Regions from separate parts of the Homo sapiens genome. Here region 2 is linked to region 1. A link is an interaction called in ENCODE POLR2A ChIA-PET data of the cell type or tissue named here. Cell type or tissue: MCF 10A. All regions are shown on one strand. Links, peaks and the distances in the headings refer to the core of each region. The heading gives the core; the rest is flanking DNA.

Region 1 (2,500 bases), core at 1-2,500:
GACTAAACTGCTGATGAATGCTTGATATAAAAAAGTCTTCCCAAACTAGATTTGTGCAAATATCTTCTATATAAAATTTAACTTCAGAAAATGGTTTTTAAAGTCCAACATACGGGTATTATACTTACCAGCGTTTTTGATACAGGAAATACTTCAGACTTTACTATGCTTTCCAAAGACTTTAATAAGAGAGTCAAAACTTCAGAACCTGGTTTCTCTTTTTTGTTACCTATCAAAAAGCAAAAAGAAGGGTATAGTTCTTTTTTTTTTTTTTTTTTTTTTTGAGACAGGGTCTTGCTCTGTCACCCAAGCTGGGGTACAGGGGCACAACCTTGGCTCACTGCAACCACCACTTCCTGGGTTCAAGCGATTCTCCTGCCTCAGCTTCCTGAGTAGCTGGGATTACAGGTGTGCACCACCATGCCTGGCTGATTTTCATATTTTTAGTAGAGACGGGTTTGCTAGGCTGGTATCAAACTCCTGACCTCAGGTGATCCACCCATCTCAGCTTCCCAAAGTGTTGGGATTACAGACGTCAGCCACCATGCCTGGCTGAGAATGGTGTATTTACTTTTTTTTTTTTTTTTTGATGGAGTTTCACTCTTATTGCCCAGGCTGGAGTGCAATGGCGCCATCTCAGCTCACTGCAACCTCCGCCTCCCAGGTTCAAGCAATTCTCCTGCCTCAGCCTCCTGAGTAGCTGGGGATTGATTACAGGCATGCACCACCATGTCTGGCTAATTTCGTATTTTTAGTAGAGGCAGGGTTTCTCCATGTTGGTCAGACGGGTCTCAAACTCCTGACCTCAGGTGATCCGCCCGCCTCGGCCTCCCAAAGTGCTGGAATTACAGGCATGAGCCACCGCGCCCGGCTAGAAGGGTGTATTTCTAAGCATGTAATTTTAGAGATGACTATACAGAGAGCTGTAAAAATTTATTTTTTCTAAATCAACAATACTAAGTACAGTTGACCCTTGAACGACACGGGTTTGGACGGCATGAGTCCACTCCTATTCAGACTTTCTTCCATCCCGGAAACAGCAAGTTCCACCCCTCCTCTTCCCTCCTTAGTGTACTCAACATAAAGACAAGAATATAACCCGTTTCCACTTAATGATTATGTTTTCTCTTATGATTTTCCTAACATTCTTTTCTCTAATTTACTAATATTGTTAATGAACACAGCATATAATGCACATAACGTATAAATATGTGCTCATCAGCTATTTATGTTATCAGCAAGGCTTCCAATCGATAGTAAGTTATCAGTAGTTAAGTTCTGGGGGAGTCTGAAGTTATATGTAGATTTTGGACCATGTGGTGGGTCAGCACACCTAACCCCAGTGTTCTTCAAACATTAACTACAAATTAAAAACTGGAAGCTACGGTAGTGCAAGAAATACTTTTAAAATAAATTTTATATAGTCAAACAATTCACCGGATGCTATAAAAATCATCTGATCACCACCTGTTTCAAAAAACAACATTTGATCAGTGTAATAGTGCTTACCTGATTCAGTAACTGACTTCACCAAGCTAATTAGCTCCTTCCAGATAGCACTGACAACCACATCTGTCAAACAAAATAAACTTGAGTATTTTAAATGAAGTACATATGACTACGTACTATGACTAACACTCTCCCTTTACTTCCTTACATTAAACAAATAAATTGAACAATACTTAATTTAATTTTCCTCATGATACTCAACCCTGTAGTAAGTTTATAAAACACTATCACTTCGTTTTTGTTTGTAGAAACTAAATATGGTTTATTTTTTTCAGACAGGGTCTTGCTCTGTCCAGGCTGGAGTACAGTGGCACAATCATAGCTCATTGTCACCTCAACAACCTGGGCTCAAGCAGTCTTCCCACATCAGCCTCCCAAGTAGCTAGGACTATAGGTACACACCACTACACCCATCTAATTATTTTTTTTTGTAAAGATAGCACTCTCACTACATTTCCTAGGCTGGTCACAAACATCTGCCTCAAGTGAACCTCCCACCTTAGCCTCTCCCAAACTGCCAGGATTACAGGCATGCGCTACCATGTCCAGCCATAAATGTGTTCCTTAAAACAACTATAACATGTTAACAATGAATTGTGTAACTAAGGGTAATTGTTTTATCTTTTTTTAAATTATCTTTCTTTTCTGAATTGAATGCCCACTACTTTTGGGGCAGAGATTGTTCACGGAGATTCAGAAGGATATCTAACAACCAATAGAAAAAATTTATGTGATTCATTGTGATTCTTTTTCCAACCAGTTAAAGAGCAAACAATTTTTGAAATTTCCTTTCCTCATTATTTGATAGGCCATGTAACACAGGAGTTTAGGCACAGATGCTAGAGCCATAGAGCTTGACACGGTACTACCACTCGTAAGTGACTCTGCATAACTTATGTACTTCCTGTATAACCCATTTTCTCATTTGTAAAATGAACTAACATGGTATGTTACTGCGAAAATTAAATGAATAAATGTAAAGTTCTCAATG
Region 2 (17,140 bases), core at 690-3,189, 400 kb after region 1:
GTGGCTCACGCCGGTAATCCCAACACTTTGGGAGGCTGAGGCAGGTGGATCGCCTGAGGTCAGGAGTTCGAGACCAGCCTGGCCAACATAGTGAAACCTTGTCTCGATAAAAATACAAAAAATTAGCTGGTCGTGGTTGCGGGCGCCTGTAATCCCAGCTACAAGGGAGGCTGAGGCAGAAGAATTGCTTGAACCTGGGAGGTGGAGGTTGCAGTGACCTGAGATCGTGCCATTGTACTCCAGCCTGGGCAACAAGAGCAAAACTGCATCTCAAAAAAATAAAAACAAACAAACAAACAAACAACCAACCAAACAAAAACCAATGAACAAAAGAAGATACAAGAATTGCTAATAAGCACATGAAAAGATGTTCAAAATCTTTAGCCATTAGGGAAATGCAAATTAAATTTCAGTGGGATATCATTTCACATCCACTAGAATGGCTATAATAAAAAAGACAATAACAAGTGTTGGTGAGGATATGGAGAAACTGAAATTTTCATGTATTGCTGGTGTGAATTTAAAATGGGGGAACTGCTTTGGAAAACAGTTTGTCAGTTTTTCAAAAATTTAAATTTACTATGTGACCCAGCAATTCCATTGCTAGGAATCTACCCAAGAGAGATGAAAGCATGTATCTACACAAAGATTTGTATGCAAATGTTCATGGCAGCATTATTCACCATTGACAAAAGTGGGAAATAATCTAAATACCCACCAACTTGCTAATGGATTAAAAAATGATATATAACTATAATTGAATACTATTTAGCAACAACAAAAAGTATAGGTAACTGATGCCTGTTACAACATGGATAAATTTTAAGTGAAAAAAGCCATATGCAAAAGAGCACATATTGTATGATTCAATGAACATTCCATAGATGATATGTCCAGAAAGGCAAACCTACAGAGACAGAAAGCAGATTAGTGTTTGCCTGCCACTGGGAGTAGAAACAGCAGGGTGGTGACTGCAAATGAACATGAGGGAGCTTTTCAGAGGAATCTAATGTTCTCAAACTGGATTTTGGTAATGGTTGCAGAACTCTGTAAATTTATTAAAAGTAATTGAATTGTACACTTAAAATGGATGCATTTTATAGCATGTAGATACTATAAATGTTATATAAGTATATCTATTTAATTTAGAGTATATATATACATATATGTGTACATATACTCTCTATATGTACATATATAGATACATACATATATATACACATATATGTATATATATACTCTAGTCTCATATGGATCTAGTAAATTTCTACATCAGTCAAAGAGAGAAAAACATCATCTACATATATATCCTTTACTCCTGTTTTAGTCTATTTCGTGATGCTATAACAGAATACAAGAGGCTGGGTAATTTATGAAGAAAAGGGTTTGTTTTTGTTTTTGTTTTTGTTTTTGTTTTTGTTTTTAAGCTCACAATTCTGATGACTGGAAAGTCCAAGATCATGGCACTGGCATTTGCTCAGCATCTGGTGAGGGCCACGTACTGTGTCAAGACATGGTAGAGACATGGAAAGGTGAGTGGGTGTATAAATAAAGCAAACACGAGGAGGAACAACCTGCTCTTGTGGTAACCAATCTAGTTCCGTGAGAGTGAAAACTCATTCCTGTGAGATGACATTAATTTATTCATGAGAAATCTGCCCCTATGACTCACCTCCCACTAGGCCCTACCTCCCAATGCTGCTACATTTAGGAATCAAATTTCAACGTGAGTTTCGGCAGGGGCATACTACATCCAAACCACAGCAACCCTTTATATTCCTTCTCTATCTATACTAATAGTTTAAGCCCTATCTGAGGGGTAAACTGTAGAACACATGACTTAAAATGAAGGTAGTTTCATAGCTCTGACAAAATGATAACACCACAAGTAACATAATAATAAAATACTTATGATTTTTATTATTTTACTTTAGTTCCAATCCTTACATTATCTGATTTAAACCAAAGGAGCAACAAGAAATCAAAGCTTGGATTAAGAAAAGCATTGATCTGAAGGGACCAAGAACCAACTCATTTGCATTCATGGAGTGTTCTTTTAGAGTACTTGCTTTTACAGATAGACTGGTCCATCTGCAGTGAACAAGCAGGCCTGTTTACGTAGCAGTTGGCTTTCTTATAGTTCTAGAGAAATATCAGTGGTTGAGATAATTATACAGTGAGACTACAGTTATTGTGGGGAAATTGCCTTGTCAAAGATGGGTGTGCAATAATGCAGTCTCTGCAAAAAGCCATGCCACAGCCTTTTCATCACTTTATTATTAACTCCATAGTTACCAATTTATCATGGTAACTAGCGTACATTTTTAAAAAATATGAAAAGGTAAAAAAAACTCAACAACTATGTAACCTCAATGTTACAAATTTTTATACCTATTAGAGGCAAATTATTCTAAATTTTTAGTATGTCTATATCATTTTAGTTCTTTCCCCTTCCTTTTCATTTTTCTTACATAACCATGGTTACCACTCATTTGCTCATGCCATGAGATATTGTTGGAGGTGGGTGGGTAAGGTAATCTGAATTATAGAGGCAGGGAAGGTAAATTTCCTTTCTTTTTCTTTCTTGGATCTTATATATGTGTCACTTGAGTTCAATTTTTCAGCATGTATCTTTTTGAGTACTAGTTATGTACCCGAATGGTGATGATTAAGAAAGACTTGGTTTCTGGCCAGGCACAGCGTCTCATACCTGTAATCTCAGCTCTTTGGGAGGCCGGGGTTGGTGGGTCACTTGAGGCCAGGAGTTTGAGACCAGCCTGGCCAACATGGTGAAACCCTATCTCTACTAAACATACAAAAATTAGTCCAGCGTGGTGGTTTATGCCTGTAATCCCAGCTACTTGGGAGGCTGAGGCATGAGAGTCACTTGAACTGGGGAGGTGGAGGTTGAAGTGAGCCGAGATTGTGCCACTGCACTCCAGCCTGGGCAGTAGAAACTCTATCTCAAAAAAAAAAAAAAACCAAAAAAGCAAAAATTTGTCCAGTGTGGTGGTTTATGCCTGTAATCCCAGCTACTTGGGAGGCTGAGGCATGAGAGTCACTTGAACCTGGGAGACGGAGTCTGGTGGGGGAAGGGGAGAAACAGAAACATAAATGATCAGCACAAATGGTGTGAAAAATACTAGATAAATGCAAACTTGGGTACTATGGGAACTAAGGGGAGAGGATACCTACAGAATAAATCATGCAACCGACCTTGTCCATGGCTTCTCTGTGAATGACTTCTAGGCCTTGATGGTTCAATTGTCTTGTGAAATTTGTGCAACGAGACAGTCTTATATCTGTGCCAAGAAGTACTATAAATTCCCATTGCTTGAAAAAATATATTCCCCATGATTGGCTGACAATTTGCAATTACGTAACTAGGCATAAATAAATATAATGTATTCATATGAAGATATAAGTAATTGTGGGAGACATAATGTTTTTAGCTGTATAAATTCTTTAGCCTTAACTGTACACATGCTTTTTGGAAAGTAGGTTCAGGTGGAGGAGAGGAAAGAAAATCTGAGGCCCTCAAATACCTTGTTAAGTGGATAAGTGGAAGCTTGTACAACAAAATAGGAATAAAGATAACTGAGAAAGGGAAATGTGCAGGAGATCACCCTAAATTATTTCACAATTTTGCTTAAGAATCTCCCTCACACTACATATAAGCTCTGGCAAGCAAAGACTATTGCTGCTTTAAGTTAATGATGACATGGCCACAGAGAGGAACTTATGGCTTCAGTCAAAGCAAACCACATGGGTAATTCACTGGCCTCTTGCACTGTTAAGAACTGTGACATCCCTTCACTGTGACGTGACATTTGTCGTCTGACCTCATTCTCTTAAAATGGTTGCTTTCCCATTGGCTTTCTGGCTTCACTCCCTCTCAGTTTGGTATCAATATACATGGACAGCTTTCTGACTCAATCAGGGCTTGTTTCTAGTGTTTTCTTTCAGAAATCTCTTTGGTTGATAACCTAATTCTGGGAATAGTAGCAGTGATTCTAGGACCCCAAGAGACAAAGCACACTCGAGATTCTAGCTCCTAGGAATCATAATAGTCAATCATTAGATTAAGATCCTATTTTCATAATTCCTTTGACAGAGTCAGTGTTTCTTAAAGGGTGATTCCTGGGCCACCTGTATCAGAAATTACCTGGTGGGGCTGATTACAACTGTAGATTCCTGATTCTCTTCCAGAGCAGAATATCTAAGTGTGGGCCCTGGGGATTGTTACGCTTGCTCAAGTTTGAGAATCTCTGGGATAGCTAAAACAGCAAAGTTCCATAGGACTATAGTGTGTGAAAAATGATTGACAAACAACAGGACCCCCTAAAGGCTCAAGAGGGTCAACAAAAAAGAGAACTTCAAGGGCCTACTGAAGCACAGAAAGAAGAGTGCAGTCTGATAGGCATCCATTGGGCTAGAAGAGACTTTTCAGAAGACAGGGAGACCAGGGTAAATACCATATATTGAAGCTGCTGTCCCAGCAATGGACGGTTTATACAGATGCCCTAGGCAGAAGTGGCTGCTGATTCCACATCAGAACTGATTTTTTGTTTCATTCTTTTGGTGTTTACTGTACACTACTGTGTACTTATCAAAGATTGTTATCGAGGGGCAGAGAAATTTGCCAGGGCTTTGCCCTCAAGAAACTTGTGATCTAGTTGGGGAGCCACTTAGAAAGGAGTCTAAAATGGGCAAATTGATGCTAAGATAACATTCAATTAAGTGGAGTAAACTCAATGAAGTTTCTCAATGAAGTGAGAAACTGCATATGTTAGTGTGTTTACAAATAGTGGTTATGGCTCTGATCATCACTGTAGGCTCTTAGAGGAAAGGTCCAACTTGCCCTTCCTGTCAGGATCACTTGTCAGAATCATTATCTTTTAGGTAGTTCTACTGTGTTTTCTTCTGCAGACCTGTGGGCGTGTATGTTGCCAGGATCACTGGCAATGGTAGGGCAGTCTCATGAAGCTTCCTTTGTCGAACGCTTTCTTTGCATTGTTGAAGGGCAAGACAAGTCTTGTGCAACCTGCCAAAATGAATCACAATTCCCCTTGGACTCCACTCAAATTAAATTCCTATTTAGTTAATTAATTTGTTGCTGTCCTTGTTCTACCTCTTGCCACTGACTTTGTCCATATGGTGCTGGGTTACAGCATCTAAGAATCAGAGATAGGAATGCCAGACACTTAGTGAGAGCTCAGTAAATACTTGTGATTACCTCTATTATTGTTCTCATCTTCCTTTTCCCCGATATGCAAAGTTATGTAAGAATACAAAGACATATTTCTTCTCATGGAATCTTAGGGTTGGAGAAATTTCAAAAGTCACCTAATTTAATGTAGTTGATTCATATTGGAATCCTCTCCACTGTATTTCTGGATAATTGGATAAATATCCAATTAGGTATCCAATGAATCCTTCAGTCCTTTCTACCATATCCCTGTCTTCTGGGTCAACTCAGAACACTATTAGAGAACATGAAGAAACCATGCAACTTTGTGTCCTAGGGCTTGGTGTGAGTCCAAGTTCCCACAGAATTCTTCATACTGAGGGCCCAGGAGCTTGGTTTATTCTCAAATATGAAGCTACCCATGGCAGTCTTGTTATACCATGGCTCAATTTCCTCCCCGCCAAAAGCTGGAGTCTAGCAATAGAGCTGGACCATCCCGTTTTTGTTGCAAATCTCATTTCCCTGTAAATTTCCCTTCTTCAGCAGTACTTTGAGCAGGTCTTCAGTGCACTCCTCAAACACACTTCTGCTTCGTGCTTTTGGATACCTCATCTAGAGTGTGTGCGGGTGTGGGGATGGGGATTTGTAGAAGTGGAAACTGAAATCCACAAGCCCAGATGCATTGGCCTGGAGTCAGAACATCTAGATTCACATCTCAGCTCAGACTTGCTGGTGGCCTGAGCTGCTCACTTAAGATGCTTGAGCCTCAATCTTCTCATCTGTAAAGTGGGAACAATAGTAATAATTATGCAGTTTCAGGGAGGACTAAAAGAGATGGTGTGTGTTGAGTGCTTAGCCCTGCACCTGCCTCTCATAAGGAGCTCTTTTTAGTCCCTCATGAACTAAGACTTCCCCCGGGCTTGGCTGGAGTTGTGAAGTAGGGAGACCACAATGAGAATCATGGGCAGTTGTTTCAGCAAGTGTGCAGGGAATGGATATGAACTAGAAGTTTGCCCCTGAAGTCTCGTCATCTCAAGCCTTATCTTGTGCAAGGAGGTGAGGAGAAGGGCTAGAAGAAACTCTGGACCTGGACAAGATTGTGGAGAGGATCTTGTTCCTTTTCTTCATCTCACACACACCTGTTGCCCCTCCACCGCCTAGGACAGCCTCCTCCTCCTCCTCATTCTGCTATTTTTCTTGAGCCTATTTACTGCCTTAAATGTATAGTCTCTTTGGATTCGACAGATAAAAACAATAACAAAACAATGTCACTTTCTGTTCCTTATCATACGGCCCTAGATCCTTTGACAGCATAGAATGGTGGGCTTTGGGGTGGGGAGAGAGCCCACAGGCTGCATTCACTGTCTCTGCCCGAGTGCAAAGCTGCCAGTATCCATCTTGTCACACTACGTTTTTTTCTGACTCCCCAGCCTGCAGGGGCCAGGGTGAGTATTTGCATTAATGTCAGACATGGCCAGGTTCAATGTGAATTCTTGCGTGTCAAGCTGCTTATGACCTGCATCTTCACCCAAAAGGTTTCTCCAGTTTATTTTCCTTGTTCCACTGGAAAGATAATTCCAGAGGAATTATAAACCCGATCTTGAACATCCTGCAGACAAAGAATCCTTGTTTTCCTAAATAGGACAAAATTTGAAATATTGACATGAGTCAAGAGAGGAGGGGAGGACAGGTCAAGACACACTTTTTAATATGTTAGTGCTTTGCATTAGACAGGTGGGAGAAAGCAGTTATACTGTTTACATCAATTAGAAAAGATAATAGATGGAAAGTTTTGTGTCTAAGAAAAATTCCCTTTATGAGAAAATAAAGAAATGCATCCTTCCATTTATCTGACAGAATGATAGGACAGAATATGTCTGGTGAAACACATACTCACCGTTTCTGTCTGCACTCAAACACAAAACACTTCTTTGAACAAAGTGCCGGCTTTTCCCGCACATCAGTTCTCCACTGGACACCAACTGGGTGTGCTATAATTTAGTTCAATTCTGACACTGTCTACCTGGAGATAGTGTCAGATCTCACAGGTTAAAGGCTCAGTCCCACAAGAGTGCCCCACTTCAGATGCCAGTTGCAAGTCTGGGCCCCCAATACTTCTGACTGACTGACTATAAATCAGGGGTTCCCATGACCACCTCCTCCTAGTTTGCTTAAATTGTTACCCGAAAGGGGTCCTGATCCAGACCCCAAGAGAGAGTTCTTGGATCTTGTGCAGGAAAGAATTTGTGGCAAATCCATAAAGTGAAGCAAGTTTATTAGAGAAGTAAAGAAACCAAAGAATGGCTACTCCACAGGCAGATGGTTGGCTATTTTATGGTTATTTCTTGATTATATGCTAAACAAGGGGTGGATTATTCATGAGTCTTCTAGGAAAGGGGTGGGCAGTTCCTGGAACTGAGGGTTCCACCCCCTTTTAGACCGTATGGGATAACTTCCTGACATTGTCATGGCATCTGTAAACTGTCACGGCAATGGTGGGAGTGTCTTTTAGTAGCTAATGCATTATAATGAGGGTATAACGAGCAGTATAATGAGGAGAAGCAGAGCTCACTCTCATCACCATCTTGGTTGGCAGGATTTGGCTGCCTTCATTACTGTATGCTGTTTTATCAGCAAGGTCCTTGTGACCTGTATCTTGTGCCGACCTCCTGTCTCATCCTGGGACTAAGAATGCCTTCTCTCCTGGGAATGCAGCCCAGTAGGTCTCAGCCTTATTTTACCTAGGCCCTATTCAAGATGAAGTCTCTCTGGTTAAACACCTCTGACAGAATGGCCCCCCAAACTCAGGGAAACACTTTACTTACATTTACCAGTTTATTGTAAAGGGTACAACTCAGATGGAAAAGATTCATGGGGCAAGGTATGGACGGGGAAAGGGTAGGAAGCTTCTGTGCCCACTCTGGGCATGCCACCCTCCTTGCTCCTCCATGTGTTCAGCAACCTGGAAACTCATCAAGTCTCATGGTTCAAGAGTTTTTATAGAGTTTAATCTCCAGACTCCCCCTCCCTCTTCTTGGAGGTTGGTGGGTAGGGCTGAAAGTTTCAACCTTCTAATCCTCTATGCACTGTGTCTTTCAGGTGCCTGGCCTCATCCTGAGGCTATCTGGGGACCCCATCCTAAGTCACCTCATTAGCCCAAACTCAGATGATGGAAAGTGGCTCATTATCAATAACAAAAGATATTTCAATCACTCAGGAAATTCCAAGGGTTTTAGGTGCTCTGGGACAAGAATGGGAACAAAGCCCAAATATGTATCTCATTATCCACAATGTGCTGTGCCTGACACAGCCTCAGCCAAGGGAAATGAATGAACTTGGGAACCAGACAGATGGTTTTAAATCTTGACTCTGACACTTTGTGACCTTGACTAAATTACTTCATGTCTCTGACCCTCAGGAACACCACCTGTAAAATGGGGTGTGTATATGCCACCATATAGGGCCTTAATCATATAGACTAAGTAGCCATGGGGCAGTGGCCCACACCTGTAGTCCCAGCTACTCAGGAGGCTGAGGCAGGAGCATCACTGTAGCCCAGTATTTAAGGTGGCAGTGAGCTACAATCCTTCCACTGCACTCTCTAGCCTGGGCCACAAAGTGAGATCCCATCTCTTTTAAGAGGCCCTTGGCCCTCTGGAATTTCACTGATAATCACTGGCGTGAGGCATACACATTCATTTAACATGTACACACGAAAGCCTTCAGAACAAACACCCAACACCTCAATAAAGTTCAGAAGCTTATATACCATCTTGAGGTTAGAGACAGAAAGCAGGCCCAGAGCATGGCCAAAAACAGGAGATGGCGGTAAATCAAATTTCAGTAGCAAGACAAGTTACAGGAGGGAGAGAAGAGGATGCCTGGCTAGCAAAGGTGGTCTTGTTGTGTAGATGAAGACTCACTGGTAGCAGCCGTCAGAGACAACAGATGGTAAATGTTTATTTTCAGACCTTTCACTGTGTCCCACTCTCAGTTAATCTCTCCTAGATCCAGAAAAGTCCTAGAAAGTGAGGGCTTGGCTGGCATTAATGGAGATTCTCCACAGATGCAAATTATCCTTACCTGAGTGTGCTGGCTCTGCAGCAGCCATTTCAAAATATGTCAAAGAAATATATTTGGGGGTAAAATATTTTGATCTCCTTCACTTCCAAAGTCTTCTTGATGTCTAAATCAGTCTTACACACTGGCAGAAAAAGCAGCCACCTTCATCAAGCTATTTGAAAGGAACTAAGAAGTCTGCCTACTCAAAATTATATCTGCCTTTTTTCTTTTTTTTTAACTTAAAAGTGTATTTTTTTATTGTTAAACATTAAAAAAATTTTTTTTTTGAGACAAAGTCTCACTTTGTCACCCAGGTTGGAGCGCAGTAGCACAATCCCAGCTCACTGTAGCCTTGACTTCCCAGGCTCAGGTGATCCTCCCACCTCAGCCTCCTGAATAGCTAGGACTACAGGTGCCCACCATCACACCCAGACAATTTTTGTATTTTTTATAGAGACTGGGTTTTGCCATGTTGCCCAGGCTGGTCTTGAACTCCTGAGCTCAAGCAAACTGCCTGCCTTGGCCTTCCAAAGTGGTAAGATTACAGCATGAGCCACCATGCCCAGCTGTACTTAAATTAAAAAAAAAAATAGATGTAGGGAATACAAGTGCTGTTTTGTTACATGGATATATTTTGTAGTGATGAAATCTGGGCTTTTAGTGTACCCATGACCTGAATATTGTAGATTGTACCCATTAACTAATTTCTCATCCTTCACCCCTTCCAACCCTTCTGAGTCTTTAATGTCTATTATTCCACACTCTATGTCCATGTGTATACATTATTTAACTCCCACTTATAAGTGAGAACATGTATTTGACTTTCTGTTTTTGAGTTATTTAACTTAGGATAATGGCCTCCAGTTCCATCCATGTTGCTGCAAAAGACAGGATTTTATTCTTTTTTATGGCTGAGTAGTATTCTATGGTGCATATGTACCACATTTTCTTTATCCAATCATCCATCGATGGATATTTAGGTTGATTCCAAATCTTTGCTATTGTGAATAGGGCTGCGATTGTGATGCAAGTGTATCTGGTTTCAAAGCAGGAAAGGAATACAAACTTTTGGCAACTTAGCATGGGTTAATCTGTTTGAAGGGGCAGGAAAGAAATGGGGCACAGGAAAGATGTGCTTAATTGGGGAGAGGAGGTAAGAAAAGAAGCAGAGGATGGAGAGCTACCTGGGAGGAGAGGTCTGGGAGAAGCCACAGGGGAGCCTCACAGACACCATGGCAAATAATGAGGAAGGGGAATCCAGGTGAGCACGCAGAGGACATGGACCCCACAGACACTGACGTGGGGCCTGCCGTGTACAGACATTTATATTTTATCTTATGTGCTTATATTCCTATGTTTATGTTTTCGCTGCTGAAAATGTAAATAGAGGTAAAGAGGCTGAAGCTTTTATTTTTTCTTTCTTTCCCTTTTTTTTAAAACACCAAAGGTTACCTTTTGGTGAATGATCACTTAGTATGCACTTAATGGCACCACAGTGTCCAATTCAGCCCATTAGAATGAATAGTATTTCCCCAGGAGAACTTCATTCACTCTAGCTTGATGGCATTAGGAAATAATTTCAGCTTCTAGGCAGTATATATTCCCCTCCCCCATCTCCTTTATTGCCATAAATACCAATGCAAGAATTTAAACAACGAATCCAGGGCTATTTTATTTTGCTCATCATTACTATTCATATACACAAATACACACCTCATACCAAATTATACCAAAAATAAAAGATGACAGTGAACAGCTACATATTAACGTATTTGCACAGAGTGCTGGCATAGTCTAAAAACTTGGGTTTATGTTGTTAATAAAGCATGATTGGTCTAAGAAATATCAGTAACGTTCTAGACAGCTTCTTGTTAATGTCTGAAAGTATTTCTGCATCTTATTTTCATTAGGAAAAGAGAGATGTAACAATTTAGGATTTAATGGTCAAATGATGCTGTTACTACCCAGATACTGTCATTTCTGCACCATGACTATGCTGATGGATCTTTCCAATTTTGTCACTTCCTTCTGTATCATTATTCCTTCAGCTGGTTAGTTTCTGGCTTTCACATCAGCCCCAAAGAAAAACACTTAAGAATGCTCACATTTCTGTCACTAATCTTTGGCTTATTAGATCTTTTCTTATAATTGCATTTCAGGGGCTCTACCGAGTTGCTGGAATAGTTGGTGTGTGTCAGATATTATCGTAAGACTTGGGGAAGGTAATCCTGGGCTTTACAAGGTAAGACAAATGTGGTATGGGAGAAAAATAGATTGTTGATGGTGAGGCTTACTAAGAAACATTTGTTTTCCTTCCAGCTTTGGTTGTTAAATTAAATTATGACTTTGAGGAACAGGAGCCCTAAATTCTTTCTTCCTGACTTACAAGCATATTCAGCTAGGATTTTATGCTGGGTCCTTTCCCTCACTCTGTCAGTGGCTGGCACCCCGATGAAGACTGCTGTCAGCTTAAGATAAATCATATTTCAAACATATTTTTTTTTTCAGATTGGGCAGCCAAAATTAGTGCAAGGAATGTCAGTCTGTTGCCAGATCTGTCAATATAAAGTTTAGATCACAGTTAACTGGTGCCAGTTTAGTTAACTACCTGACAAAAAAGGCTCATAATATGCCATGAAGAATCATTTCATTCTTAAAATGATAGATGCTCAAAGCCAGCAGGGATGCTGAAACTGACACTGGCCCTTTCAAAAAGGACTTGATAACATTATGGAATAATGGAAAGAAGGGAAGCTTGACCTGGAAATAGATGAAGGTTGAAAAATCCTACCCTTATTTTATACAACTTATCTGCTAGTATATATATAAAAAAACACACACACACTTGACTTGAAGCCATACACAGATTGTCATGTGGTAAAATAGTCTCTTGGTTAATTCAATCTGCTTCTAAGAATTTTGTTGATATTCCAAATTCCAGAAGGACAGAGTTCAGACTCCAGATGGTTTAGAAATAGATATGTTTCGTTGTATTTGTTAGAGTAGGCTCATCTGTGCTAACAAATAGAAGCAAAAAAATGTAATGGCTTATACCCAGTTTCTTTCCAAGTCTTTCATGAATCCCAGGCAGATGTTTCTGGTCAGCTGGTGGCTTTCCTCCATGTGGCAATTCAGGGACTCATGCTCTTTTCATCTGGCAGCTCTAGCATCCTACCACCAGTCTAGACCAGTGCTTCTCAAATTTCAATGCATATATGAATCACCTGGGGGAGCTTGTTAAAAGGCAGATTCTGTTTCAGGAGGTCTGGAATGGGACCCAAGATTTTGCGTCTTTAATAAGCACTGAGTGATGCCAATGGGGCTGGTTCATAGACTAGACTTTGAGAAGCAAGAATCCACATGACCTCATCATCAACTGCCTCTAGCTGGTGGAAGAGAGAAGAGCATGAAGCACATGGGGGCTTTCTGTTGGGCTGGCTTGGAAGTGGCAATTTGCTATCCTTCTCTGTGAATGATGATACCTGGCATCTATAAATAATTCTTCTTTTGAGAAGTCTGAAACTGATTTTGAGCACAGTCTCATTTATCTTGTGAGTTAGAAATAAGTTTGGGTCACCATTTCCACCCCTAAAACACTTAGGTATTCAGAACATATGTGGTCCCTGAGTGGCAGGTAGAGTACCTGCAATGCAGCATTGTGTTGCCAACACCAGCTTTTTCCTGGAGCCCTCTGTGGTTTCACCTCACTGCAGCTCCCACAACTTGTCTCCCGGCTCCTCTGTTGTTATTGTGGGATTCGCCTTATCCCTTAATGGAATAGAGTTTTCTTACAGCCCTATGCTGTGTTTGTATTCATATGGTGCATTTGTCCTCAGAGGATTCAAGATCCATTTAGTCCATGTAATTCATTTTAAATAGCTTAGTAAAAATTTAGTTGAACTCAAGCTCCAAGCACAATTTCAAGCAAATGCCTATGTTATTGGAGGGGATCTTTAAACAGGTACTGAGGGGCATATCTGGGGTCAGTGGGTGAGAGACACTTGTTCGAGTGCAGCTTGTGGTCATCACAACATAATTTATAATTATCTTATGATATCTAAGCTGTGGGTGGGGAAAATGGAGAGTTACTCTTACTCCTACTATTTTATGCCAGACTGGGGGTGGGGGAGAAACCCCAAAGCTTTCATTAGGTTTTTATAGGTTTTGCAATCATATTTTCCCAACTTAGAAGTGGTCTGCAAGCTAAATGAAATTACAGCAATTGGTAGCTTTTCAAGCCTAATATATGTGTTTGGTTTTTAAAGCCTGCCCTGATAAAATAATTTTTTGTTGTTGTTGTTATGACTGTTGTTTTCACTTATACACCTGGATGAAATTATTTAGTCAGCCCCCAAGATATTGAAAAAACAAAGAAAGTTTAGTGTCCCATTAATAAACTGGTCATTCCTTCTCTCTGCTCCCAAGGGTCTTGTCCTGTGTTGTGGTGCTTTCATACAAATTTGATCTTAGAATGTATGTTATAAAGTTAGGGCAAAATTTTCATTGAGAGCTTATGGGAAGTACAAAGCCTTTTACCTCAAGGTACCCAATTTAAATTTGCCCAATGTTTAAAGCTCCTGCAACCCCGCATGTCAGTTTCTGTCTTTAGTTGTGGCTTTCCTGGCATATAAATGTGAACAAATGAGAGTTAGTCTCATCTTAGCTCTTGAATCATCTGCTGAACTTGCTTCTTCCAGGCTAGTTCTACCTTGTTGGTCTCAGTTCCACAGCTGTCCACCATTTACTTTGCGTCTGGTCATTGCCTTGGATTCTTGGACCAGAGGCGTCTCAAAAGGGAAGTCGGTCGTAATTCCCAAAGATACAATCCTGGATGCATAATCCCAAAAGATCAAAATTCCTAAAATCTGAAATCCTGAAGATCACAATCCTGAAATATCAAACCCCCAGAAATATAATTCTAGAAAAAAATAATTCTAAATGTCTTTAAAATATACTAATTTACATTTTTAGAAGATTTATTTCTTCTGCCATTTCCCTAAAACAGCGCCCCCTGTCAGCAGGAAGCAGTTAAGATTGGTCTTCCTTCTTAGTTTTATTCTAACGGCAGTTAGATGGACTTCTTTAGAGGGGTGAATGAGACAGCCAGGTGGGAAGGGGTCCCCGGAACAACTCCAACCTTCCTGCTCACTGGAAGGAATGTGCACTGGGTGGTGTACCACTGGGTGCTGTAGCCTTGGGAAGTTCCCGCTGTTTCCAGCAGGGAGGAGCCTGACCCCTCCTCTTCCTGTGTCGAACCTGGGATTCAAGCTGCAAGCGGGAAGCACTCTAGCAAGGGACTCTGGCCTTGCAGAGGATCCCTGTTTTCCCCCTTTTCCCCCGTTTCACCCAATGAAACCCTGCTTTACTCATGCTTCAGACCGTCTGTGAGCCTAAATTTTCATGGCCATGGGATGGACAAGGACCCCATCTTTAGCCGAACTAAGGAAACGTCCTGCAAGAATAGCATACATATTTTTGCAAGAATAAGCACTCAGATAAGGACATGGTTATAACAGTTATGAGCAGACGAACTGGATTTATAAAGAAATAGGTCAAAAAGTGAAATGTATGAATGTCTATCACTATGGTTGGTTATTGTGTGCATCCATCTTTATAACTCGGTCACCTGAAATAACGTGACTGACAACCTGTCTTTTGATGAGATTGAGGAAAAACCTTGATGGGTCACCACTGCAAATGCAGGTACCTAAGAACCGAGATCTTACAAAATGTTATCTTTCTTAAATGTAGATGTACAAAGAAGACACCTCTTTATTTATTGAGGAAGTTCCAATGTTTTTATGTGCACTCACAATGTTTACACCCAGTCAACGTTGTGATAATGCACTTTTGTAGAATCAAACCTGCACAAAGTGCATAAGACAAATTAGACCTCTCTAAAAGTGTACACAATTTTTATGTACAATATTTGGAATGATGCAAAGATGAAATATATAGCATAGAAAATTAGGAGTGGAGGTAGTTCATAAGAGCTGGCTGAATTTCATAATCATTAACTAGTTTTTGAAGTCTTGCATTGAGATGAATTGAGATGAATAGCTGCTTTTTTTTTTTTTCCTTTTAGGGCATGGCTCTCATTGAAGAATACATTCACTTTCATTTTCTATGTGTCACTGCTCTTTTTGAAACTCTTCTATGATTCTATATACACGAACATGAGAATTCCTTATTAAATTTTCTCATCTTTTGTGCCTGCTTCTGTGATGTTTTGAGTACTCGGAAATCCATTCCACATGTACTCATACATAGACCACAAATTTGGTGGAACCAATACTGGTGACTGAACCGCAATGCTGTTGCATAAGTGTCTTCTGTGCACATCATTATTCTTGAACTAGTCAGTAACTTCTTTGCTGGCTTCTTCAGGCAAATGTCCCTTTAATTCATTAAAAGCTCCTGGAATTTCATCAACTGGAAGGAATGCCAATGTAGACAAATAACGCATTTTTAAAATGGAAGTTTTCATCTTGTCTGTGTCACATGGCCAATCCACTCATCTGGATTTTCTGCCAAATGCATATAAAGTCAACCACAAGATAACAGTTCCACATAATATGATGCAACTATCATGCATACAACCAAAAGTGTACCAATGCCTTCCCTTGAATTTGGATTTCAACATTCAGGATTTTAATATTTCAGGATTGTGATTTTAAGAATCTTAGATTTTAGGGATTTAGGATTTAGGGATTTTGAACTTTGAGGATTTTGTCTTTTGGGATTATGATCCAAATTTCTCAGAAGGTCTTTTTTTCCTGTGTAAGCATCAACAGAAAGGTGATTGGTCCAGACCACACTTCCTTGTCCTGTCCTGCTCCTTGGTTTTTCATCCTACCAAATACACACTGTGTAGGCATTTGCTACTTTACTAAAATGTTGGGAGAACAGAAGGTAACTATGTTCTAGGAAGAAAAAAATGTCTAATTTCTGTCTCATGTGACAGTTTTTATCATTCAATGAAACACATGCAGGCATATAAATGCTTTCTAGCTGTTATCTCAAGAAAATGCCCCAGTTCCTTCCTATTTTGCTCCCTGACCTTGTGTCCACCCTCTTATAGGAAAGAACACTTCTTTCTTGAGAACTCTATGTACTGTTTCTTCACTTCTGTGAGGCTCAATATTGCTCTAGGATATCTTTTTCTACTTACTGGTAGCAGGACCCAAGCAATCCACTTTCCTACCTTTGAGACTTCAAGTCTTCTGTAACATGCAGTGGCAGGGATTGGAGTAGGCTTGGCAGGAGGGTCTAGGATGAGCCTTGGCAATCTTAGTACAGTAGAAACATCCAGAGTGGATTTAGAAACTTCCAATCTGATTCTCTTCATTTCTCCAAGAGAAATGGAGATTAAGAATTTTTCATCATCATTCAATTTGTAACTATTGAATAGAATACACATGTGTACCCATAAAGCTCACTCATTCCCCAAATACTAATTTTCAAAAACAGTAGTGTCTAGATCCATATTAAGCAGAAACATGTTTTATGGAACACAGTTCAATCTGCACAGACTCCTGAATGGTGCATGGTTGTAGATTCAGGCGTGATTTCTCCCTGACCTTAGCTTTTTCCATCCTCCAGGTCCAGGGTAAGCCCTTGAATTTCCTGCTTACAAAATACATGAGAAACTGAGTCTATTACCCTGAAAACTATGCAAATACTCAGGAGAAGATTGGAAATGAGCATTATTTTGAATTTTAGGACAGATCATATTCTTAGGACATCCCCATTCTCTTTAAGTTTAAGGGAAGCTGTATTCAGGTTGTGGTGGGGAGGTTGAAGGCAGTGTCTCCTCTTTCTCTCTCTCTCTCTCTCTCTTTTTTTTTTTTTTTTTTTTTTTTTTTTTGAGACAGGGTTTCACTCTGTTGC

Evidence for each region. Peaks named below come from ENCODE experiments on the same cell type or tissue, not always from the same donor. Only the 100,000 strongest peaks of a DNase experiment are listed, where the experiment ranks them.
Region 2: POLR2A ChIA-PET joins it to region 1 with 7 read pairs; 2 of 35 experiments call an interaction of 5 or more read pairs at or near these places.

What each region holds. Positions count from the first base shown.
Region 1 is chr2:151,437,756-151,440,255 of GRCh38, reverse strand. It overlaps RIF1 (replication timing regulatory factor 1), which reads right to left. Exons shown (of 36, transcript NM_018151.5): 14 at 1,510-1,572; 15 at 129-229. Among named protein-coding and RNA genes, the nearest start is that of RIF1, 29 kb to the right of the region's middle. In MCF 10A, for the core only: no CTCF peak of the experiment used is centred there; no DNase peak of the experiment used is centred there.
Region 2 is chr2:151,028,161-151,045,300 of GRCh38, reverse strand. LOC105373686 (a long non-coding RNA gene) reads left to right here. Exons shown (of 4, transcript XR_002959484.1): 4 at 1,428-1,465. Among named protein-coding and RNA genes, the nearest start is that of RBM43, 230 kb to the left of the region's middle. In MCF 10A, for the core only: no CTCF peak of the experiment used is centred there; a DNase peak (open chromatin) is centred at 1,660.